Linked DNA regions of Homo sapiens: region 2 is linked to region 1. A link is a contact called in ENCODE Hi-C or POLR2A ChIA-PET data. All regions are on one chromosome and are shown on one strand. The core of a region is the stretch at or near the end of the contact, and the rest is flanking DNA. Distances in the headings are between cores, read along the strand shown.

Evidence for each region. Hi-C counts contacts between places; a loop is a spot of excess contacts on that map. ChIA-PET counts read pairs that join two places held with the same protein, here RNA polymerase II (POLR2A).
Region 2: a map of naive thymus-derived CD4-positive, alpha-beta T cell shows a loop between it and region 1 (2.1-fold over the local background). The contact joins two enhancer-like sites. A Hi-C loop is called at or near these places in 2 of 168 maps with a recorded cell type or tissue (endothelial cell of hepatic sinusoid and naive thymus-derived CD4-positive, alpha-beta T cell). POLR2A ChIA-PET finds 5 or more read pairs at or near these places in 3 of 52 experiments (H1, OCI-LY7 and activated CD4-positive, alpha-beta memory T cell).

The regions. Positions count from the first base shown.
Region 1 is chr15:63,304,723-63,309,629 of GRCh38, forward strand. APH1B (aph-1B gamma-secretase subunit) reads left to right here. Exons shown (of 6, transcript NM_031301.4): 6 at 892-4,404. The coding sequence ends at 1,059. Among named protein-coding and RNA genes, the nearest start is that of APH1B, 30 kb to the left of the region's middle. Within about 2 kb of position 1,914, at least 2 of the 41 ENCODE cell types and tissues checked have a DNase peak (open chromatin) inside an H3K27ac peak, as active enhancers do.
Region 2 is chr15:63,434,769-63,439,675 of GRCh38, forward strand. LINC02568 (long intergenic non-protein coding RNA 2568) reads left to right here. Exons shown (of 7, transcript NR_120375.1): 7 at 2,195-2,768. Among named protein-coding and RNA genes, the nearest start is that of LINC02568, 47 kb to the left of the region's middle. Within about 2 kb of position 2,228, at least 25 of the 41 ENCODE cell types and tissues checked have a DNase peak (open chromatin) inside an H3K27ac peak, as active enhancers do.

The DNA of each region.
Region 1 (4,907 bases), core at 664-3,163:
TGCTTTTGTAATTGTTTAAAAGAGGAAAAATGTTTTTTAAAGAAGAGAAGAACAATACAAAACAGTGCAGCACTCTGTAAAATGAGTTAAAATTCAGTGGATTTGAGGTATAGAATTATTGTGAAGAATAATCTAGAAAATGCTCAATGCCTGCCATGCCCACGGAGGCCTCTTGAGAAGAGCAGTCTTTCTGCATAAGGTGCTACCTGTAAAATCTACCACTTTCTTCAGGCCTTCTTTGACAGCCCTAAGGAGATCACCTTGTTTTTACCCATCCTAGCCTCATCGCAATTATAATTATGCTGTCCTAGCATTCATCACAATTTGTGACTAATTGTTTCTTCATTCATTACCTGCCTCCCTTACTAGTACAGAACCTCCATTAGGATAGAAACTTTGGTCTCACCAAGGTGTACACAGTACCTCTCAGCATTCCATTAGTGTTCTTTAAATGAATACACTTTTGGAACCCACAGCAATTGTGCAACTGAAAAAGACTATTCCCTCATGTTCCCTTGAGTACTAAGGATTCATACTAAAGTAATTTGGAGTTGTCTCACTTTCTTGCAAATTCTAAGAACCAATTTAACACAGAAATGAATAGAAACTAGTTACACGACATGCATCTTGTATTGTATATTCCATTAGGTTCTGCCTAATGACTGCCTTCTAGGGTTACCATCTGAATACAGCAAAACACGGGACCCACAGTATCTGCTGACCAGCTTAGTTCTACATGCCTCAGGGCCTTAACGCATGACACACATCATACGTTTGGTGAAACACACCCAAGTTCTTGAAAGTATTCCATGCTTCCCTTTATCTTTGGTTATTCCACATGTTTAATAAGCTTGCTGTTATTACCCAAGCTGATTTATTTTTCTTTTGCAGACCTTCATAAGTTCTTATTATGGAATAAACCTGGCGTCAGCATTTATAATCCTGGTGCTCATGGGCACCTGGGCATTCTTAGCTGCGGGAGGCAGCTGCCGAAGCCTGAAACTCTGCCTGCTCTGCCAAGACAAGAACTTTCTTCTTTACAACCAGCGCTCCAGATAACCTCAGGGAACCAGCACTTCCCAAACCGCAGACTACATCTTTAGAGGAAGCACAACTGTGCCTTTTTCTGAAAATCCCTTTTTCTGGTGGAATTGAGAAAGAAATAAAACTATGCAGATATGCGTTCCATTCACTTGGCTTTCACACAACTGCTCTCCGAAAGGGGTGCTCAGTGGTGTGCGTCCTGGCTGCACGAGAATCACCTGGGACAGTGTAAAGCCGACTGATTCTGGGCTCCACCTTCCAGAGCTAATTGGCCTGGGCACGTGGTGAGTTTTAAAAGCTTCCCAGGTGATTCTGATGTGCAGCCATGTTGAGACCCACTGGTTTGGTATCCAAATAGGAGCTTCCTGAGAACACCTTAAGTGGATGAGAATCTGGTCTTTAGCTGTCTCCTAACTCAACTCGTGCTGAGCAAGTAAGTATCTGAATGTCAAATCCTGGTTATCTTTTATCTTCCTAAGTTCTGAAGTCACAAAAGGCTAAAGGGCTATCACCCCTGCTCACTGTTTGCGTGTACTTCACCATCTTAGGAGAACACGGTAGGTTGGGCTTCTAAATGCAATAATAAATTACGCTGACTGTGGTAACTTAGCCAAAGTAAGATACTGATTAAGCCGTATTTTTCTGAAGTGCTTCCATTCCAGGTTTTGCTTTCTGAGGCATTACATTGTTTTTGAGTATAGATTACATTTTATTAACTAAAAATGATTGTTTTGTGACTTCCTTGGGAAGGTATTTTAAAATCAGGAATTTTTATGCAATGTCTATAAGCCTGTTTAAAGCTTTCCATGGGCTCTGCCCCAAGGCCGTTGGCTGCAGCGTTCACCATCTGAGTGCCAGTTGCTGGACTAGTTGAGGTGAAGTGCATTGTTTTCTCTCTGAGCAGCTGTGCGGGGAGCTGAGTGATGTGCCCTGGGACAGGCTTCACTGGAGCTGGTGGAAGTATAACCAGAAGCACAAGGAAATGAGCCAAAAGGGTGTCATTGACACTTTTCATTTGCTCCTGTGATACTAACAACACTTTCACCCAAATGGCTTAATGTAATATTGGAAATAGATCTTAAACTGCCAAATCTCACACTATTGCATAATCCATATGCTCTTTAGATCTAGTCAGTGTCTCTGGGTTTTGGTAGCAGATACAGCGTTCCCTTTACAGGAATACCCAAGGTGTTCTTTCAGCTTCCAGACAGGTCCTTTGATTTCCTTTATAAAGGGAAAATTCTGGCAAATCGTGCCTTTACTATTAGAAATTGTTCCCAGTTGATGTCTTTTGGGGAGCTGGTGGCATGAAATGCAAATGACCTATACATTAAAGTGATGTCTCAGTGAATACCATACATGCAGTAGAACATTCAGAAGAGAGGAGCAGCAATCCTGAGGGGCTGGGGGAGTGACAGTGGCAGGACGGATGGGCGGGTTTGACAGATTGTGGTGGGAAGAAGAATGATCATGTTTAAAGCTAACATAGCCAGTGTTTTGGGCTAGCCACACATCATTCCAGAGACCAAAACCTTACTCATGAACTAGACCTTTATCGATATCAGTGAACCCCCATGTTTAAAATATTAGAATGTTTAGAGATAAAATAGAGATAATAGAGATAAAAGAAGAGGAGGGCTTCTATCAATGCTGTAAACAGTCTGATAAGCGACTGTGGTTATTCCCCTAAAGTTTACTTCAGCACTAACACTAGTGCTTCCGCTGGAGTTTGCAGTTTTCCAGCTTTATACAGGATTTTCCTTTGACTGGAAGAGTCAAGGATATAGAGACTCAACAGTGACATTTATTGTACAACATCAAGGGGAATAGGATACTCATCAAACTGGGATTATTCTTATCAAAACATGGTCTTCTTTGAATAAGAAAAATACATAGTTGGTTATTATGGACTTAAAACTGTGTTAAATGGATATTCTGATAAAATATTTGCTGCTCTGTAGAGTGTGGAAAGTCTGAGAATATTAGCTTTACTCATCTTGAGCTTTGAGGATGTTCTCTGTACGCCGATGGTTTCATATTAACTAAAAAAGCTGGGTATTGTAAAATCTCATTTATAAAAACTCAGATGAGAAGAAAATTTTCTTTGATGGTGAGACTGTTGTCTTAGTTCAGGAAATTATTTAATAATCCTTTGTTACCTGTGAATGAAGGAACTTTGTAATTCTGATTTATCGTAAAACATGAGCCTTTCCAGAGTCAGCTTAGACACTGTTGTCGCAAATAGCCATGCTTTGCCTTATGCCAAGGAGGCCCAGAGGGAGGGCCTAGTCTTCCTCTGTTGCTGTACATATATTGAAATGCTTTTTTTTTTTTATTTTGCATTTGTTATCTATAATGAGCTTTCTGAGCCCTGATATTATGTGAGACAAACAGGAGTTATTGATGTTATACACTCCCTTCCATTCAGGATTTTCTGCTTGGAGGGAAATATGTTGACCTTAGAGAATTGTGAATATTGTTGCAATTCTTGAATATATTACCATGTGAATAATAGAGACTGTGTTGCTCTCTAGTATAAGCTATATTTATTTTTGATTCATTTGAATTACTAGTTATAACTGGAGAAATTTTGTTACCTCTATCCTGGCTTGCCTGACTGGCTGTATAATAGCAGCAGCCTCTTTTAGAGCATCTTAATGAAAACATGGATGAAAGGAATTAATGATGATATCTGCAGACTGCGTAGAAAATGGCTTTTGTTCCCAGCGTTAACATTTTCTTCTCAATCACATTTCAATGTTTGTGGAGAGTGGCAGATTCACACCAGAAACACTAGGTGTTCATATCCATAGCATGGATGCAGAATAAGCAGTTGGGAGAGAAGCTTCTTCCTACCTGGTACTCCTCCCATTCACCTCAGCCCAGCCCCAGACAGGCGTTAGCATTCAGTGTGGGCCCTCAGGCAGCCCTGAAGCCTGGCTGGGTCATCAGATGGGGGCAGCCTGTGACGGGCACCAGCGGCCTGATTCCAGGGAAGAGTTCCTGGAGGGTGTTGGCTGTTTTTGTTAGCTCAGTTTTTTTCTGGGCTCCACCATTCCTAACTCCAGGTAGACAAGATAGATGTCACACACAACAATTTTAAAGTATTTTGCTTAGTGCATTTTGTTTATGATTGCAGTGTTTGTTTCTTATTTAATAGGCTTTTTACTTCATTCTATTAAATTTTAGTGTTTAGAAGAGGCGGGTACTGTCACTGTGTAAAATATGTAATATTTTATATGTTATACCATGTCATATATACTTGCAATATCAGACCTTGCATTCAATATACAATGCAATTGACTCTTTGCAGACCTGCATTTTTCAGTGAACAATAAAAAGATTGTCTGGCACTCCTCATTTCCTGTGTTTCCTGTTCTGTGGAATGGTGTATCCTTCAGTATGTTACTACCGTGTTTTGTCTCCTTATGAAACTTGGATGTACATTCTGTTGTTTATGACTGATCAGTTCAGAGACTTTTTTCAAAGAGAAATTCTTTATCTGATTTAAAACTCCTAAGGCTTATTTCATATCTGTGTGTTTAGGAGTAGTTTGGTTCAGAGCATTTCCTTGAGGTATCTTAAACCAAGCCGGGGGAATCCTCAAAGATCCTGGAAGCTTGCTTTGCAAAATCTCCTAATTGTAAAATGGTGAATTTAAAGAATGTTTGTATAATAGTGGCTAAGGATTGGAGTCCGGTGAAGAGGAGAGTACAATTTAGCTTTTACCTGGTGATTCTGAGTAGCCTATAGAGTCCTTTTCTCTTTCTTTCCCTTGGTGAGGAGACAGTGCAGCTAAAGGGTTGAGCTTGGCCCTTGCCATCAGACAGGATACATAGGGGATTATGATACGATACTCAAAA
Region 2 (4,907 bases), core at 978-3,477, 130 kb after region 1:
GACATTTAGGCTACAGTGTAAATAATAGGCCTTGTGCCAAACTCAACTGCTTTTGTAAAGCTAATGGGAGGCCATCAGGCTTGGGGGAGGAGAGAAGCCTGAATCCCGCTAAGGTGCGGATATAAACATTGTCAGCCATTATTCGGGAGGTTATAAGATATGCAGCTTGCCCAATTAGTCCTGCAAATAACACCACTATTGTAGATTGGCCTTTTCAGATATCTTTCCAGGCTTTATCCATGTCTGACACCCATGGCTCCATCTGGACTGCCAACTCCACTCCTGTGGCCCCACCCAGGAGTGATTCAGCCTTTCAAAGGACAGCTTTGACCCCCACTGATTTCATTTCCACCCCAACAAATCAGCAGTAAGCACCTATTACCTGGTCTTCCCCCAAACTGCCTTTGAAAAACCCCTAACTTAGAAGCTTCACACGATTTGAGTCCAGATTCCATCTCCCACATGGCGTGGTCAGGCTTGTGTCTATCATACTCTTTCTCTACTACAATGCTGTGGTCTTTGTTTATGCAGTGAGCAGGAAGAACCCCTCAAGCAGTTACAGTCTGGACCCTGGCTACCTCCCCGTCCTCATTTCCACCACCCTCCCCTCACTCATTTCACACCCTTCTGCCCAACGCTGTTTCTCTCTCCAGTACCCACCTGGCTCCTTCACTCCTTTGGGGCCTCTGTTCAAATGTCACCTGCTCAGAGAGGCCTACTCCGATCCCCCCTTCCCCATGTAAAACAGTCCCCCCTCCCAGTCACACTCTACACTCAGACCCTGCTTTCTGGTCCTACTGAGATGCATTTGTATGTTTCTGTGTCTTTGTGTTACAGTGGGCAGCTAGTCAGGCATAAACAGGAGGAGAGAGCCACCCCCGCCTCACCACCAGGAATGTCAGGCGAACATTAGGTGATGGTCGGGCGGTTGTTAACAGTTTCTCTTAAGGAATCATCCGTCACAGCCAGCTCCAGGGAAAGGCAGTCTCCCTATAGATAGGAAAAAACCTGAAACAAGTGATCAGTAGCTTCCTGATAAGATCAGGAATTGGGTGAGTGGGCTCACACATGTGAGCTCAAAGGCAAAATGGTGGAGTTTCACTGGTATATGACCTTATAGGAACACTTGACTGGAAAGGGGAGAACATCTCAAGTGAGCATGCGTACAACTCTAGGAAACACACTGCGCATGCTCACCTCCCAAGTGCTGGCAGGCCACTGTGCATGCCAACAGGCAACCCCAAGGAAAGAATGAGGGGAGAAGGGACGCAAGATCCCGGAAGTATGCCAACGTATAAAACCCCAAGTCAAAAGCTCAAAGCTCACTTGTCTTTCAAGTCACCCACTTAGCCCTCTTCCAAGTGTACTTTCCTTCCTTTCATTCCTGCTTTAAAGCTTTTTAATAAACTTTCACTCCTGCTCCAAAATTTGCCTCGGCCTCTCCTTCTGCCTTATGTCTCTCAGTCGAATTCTTCCTTCTGAGGGGGCAAGAACTGAGGTTGCTGCAGACCTGTACAGATTCGCCGCCAGTAACATTTCTTGTCTGTCTACCCCACTAGAATGTCAGGCCTTATCACTGCTACCGGGATAATGTAGAGGGACCTATCATGTAGAGGGACAGGGTACACATCTGTAGATTTAGTAAGTGGAGAAATATGAAGTCCGGACTCATTGGCCATGAGAGTTCTGGCAAGGAAGAGGCCAGTCAGGACAGCTGCTGGAGGGCTGGACCATGAACAGGACCTCTGCCAGTTGAAGCATGCCCTCTGCTTTAGTGCCTTGTTACATATACCCTGGTCTACTCATCACTCATGGTGCCATCAGACACTCCATCTCAGAGCCTGCAGTGAGTCCAGAAGAGAACAGGGCCCCAAACAGAAGGAAGTCCTGCAGTCACTCAGCCCACCATCCCAGGAGGCATTGCACAAACTCTGCTGTCATCAACATGCCCCTGGGGGTCTTACACTCCCACCCTGGACTAAGACCTCCTCCTGATGCCTCACAGTGCTCTCCGTGAGAGGAGTGTTGAGAAACACACTTCTAGGGGGTTCTGCTGTCCCCTACAGACCAGCGCTCAGTCATTCCTCCTGGATCTAGCTCTGGTATGGCTTTGCAGGCTTCACTCACAGTCTTGCCCTGAATCTGGGCTCCACTGTCTCCCTGTCTGACACATCTGATCTCTCTGTTTCAGTAGAGCTCCAACTACCGTCTACTTCCTGCAACTGGCCTGCTGCCAACTCCCCAGATCTCTTGTGGAGCTGCCGGAAGAGACAGCCTGCCACAGAAGAAAGCAGCCCTCCTCTTTCATGGCCTCCCACATCTTGAAACAAACACAAGCAAACAAAACAAAAGCTTGAGTCCCAGCCTGATTCACCAGGTTTGGTTCCCAATTGTTGAAATTCCCTTCCCAGGGCTCTCAGAACCAGGGTTGGCTGGAGGGGTGAAAGAGGCTGGCCCTGAGCCCAGTAATAGGACACCAAGGGGGAGCTAAAAGCTGGGATCTGGGGTGAAGATGGGGTCTTCCAAGCTGGGAGGCAGACACCAGGCCAGAGCAACCGGCCTGCCCCAGCTCAGGCCTCTTAACCCATGCAGGGCAAGAGTATAAACAGAGGCCACGGACCACATGCCTCAGTATTTAAACTTATAAATCAAGCTAACATAACATGAAATCAAATATGTTCTATCCTCCTAGCTTGACAAATACTTTCATAACGAGATGGAATGCCAGGTTCAGATTTAGAATTTTCACACTCCTTAAAGTTCCAAGTCAAAATACAGCATTAGGGGAGGGCCCCCAACCTCGAGGTCTCCCCTCCCCCATTTTCTTTCACTCCCAGCTCTGTCTCACACCACGAGGGATCTTGGGTGAATGCCCCTCGATACCCCAGCCCCCCACAAACAGCTGCCCTTTCCCCCCTTGGCCAAGGGTAAGCACAGCAGCAGGGCAGTCTGCCCTTGGCTGGAGAGATGGAAGGAGAGGCCACACGGGCCCTGAAAATGCATTTGGGGACTCTTGGGCAGGAAACTTGGGAGTTTCTGGAGCCTCAAGGAGGGTCTAGTGGGACAGAGCCACTTGGGCCCATGAGATCCTTGACCCATGGAGAAGGGTAGGGCTAGAGGAGGGCCAGGGCAGGCCCTATGAACAGAAGAACCTAGAGTAACTGCCCTGTCCCCAGATCCTGTCACCGAGCAGGTATACTTGGGAGGGTATTGGAGGGTGGAACCCAAGGGAGCTTGCCCAAGGCACTAGGAAAGAAAAGTGTAAACCTTGTTAGAGAATGCTAAGGATAGCTGTTAAAGCCTCAGAGATTTTACTCATTTTTGGCTGTTTCTAAAAATCTTCCCCCAAAGGAAGATCTTGCTCTCATTGAGGATCTGAGAAAGAATTCTCTCCAAGTAGTTTCAAAACATTCTGATGTAAAAACTCTGGTGTGTTAGTCAAAAATAAATTTTGTTGCTTGATGGCTTCACCATTCACAAAATATTCTATCCATCCAATTTAAAAATAAGAGCAGGGTATTTAAAACTCTTTCAATAAACACAAATTAAAACAATGAAGCTTGAATTATTGTTTTAACCTTGTTTTTTAATTGTGATCAGCTTAAGGGAGAGATATCAGGGGAAATGGGAATAAAAAGATACAGTGATTCAAAAATAAATGAAATGGGGCCAGGTGCGGTGGCTCACATCTATAATCCCAGCACTTTGGGAAACCGAGGTGGGAGGATCACTTGAGGCCAGGAGTTCAAGACCAGCCTGGCCAACATGGTGAAACCCTGTCTCTACTAAAAATACAAAAAGTAGCCAGGCGTGGTAGCATGCACTTGTAGTCACAGCTACTCAGGAGGCTGAGGCAGGAGAATCGCTTGAACCTGGGAGGCGGAGGTTGCAGTGAGCTGAGGTTGTGCTGAGTACCACTGCACTCCAGCCTGGGCAACAGAGTGAGATGCTGTCTCAAATAAATAAATAATCTCAGCAAACTAACACGGGAACAGAAAACCAAACACCGCATGTGCTTACTTGTAAGTGGGAGCTGAACAATGAGAACACACGGATGCATGGTGGGGAACAACACACACTGGGGCCTGTGGGGTGGGGGCAGGGGGAGGGAGAGCAACAGGATAAATAGCTAATGCATTCAGGGCTTAATACATAGGTGACGGGTTGATGGGTGCAGCAAACCACCATGGCACACATTTACCCATGTAACAAACCTGTACATTCTGCACATGTATCCCAGAACTTTAAATTTAAAAATTTTTTTTTGGAAAAAAAAAGAATACTACGCAGATGAATATTCTCACACTGGTGCCTTTTAAGACACAGTTGCTACAGATTTTAAGACCATGATGTATTTTTACAGCCACAGGACCAACAGCGATATCATCTCTAGCTACTTGTCCTGTGAGTTGTATGAACTTGTTCTGTCATAGACTCCCAGTCTCTCAACCCTTCCTAGCACTGTCTGGGCATGAACTTCTAGCCTGAGATCAGGGAGGGGGTCCATCTTATTTGCTGGTTTCATAAAAGCATTAAGCCAGTGGTAAGAATCAGGCATCTGAATCACCAGGACTCTTTTTGGTCGCTGTATCAATCTGTTGACCATAATAACTAATTTTCAGATAGGACTGGAACCTCTTAAAATGTGGCATCCATATTGTCTCTCATGGTCCTTTCTATAGCCCTATAGTGAAGGCCAGGTGCCCATCCCTAGGTACAGAGAAGGAAACAAGGAACAGAAAGGTGGAGCTTCTTCCCTGGGGTTTGAGAGCAAGTTCGCTGCTGGCAGAGTCAGGATAAGAACCAAGAAGAAACCAGGTCCCTGCCTCCTGGTGCTCTGTGCTTTCCACTTGGCCTCCCTCTCGTCTGCCAGCTGCATCTGTTGTCACTGGAGAAGAGCAGGGTGT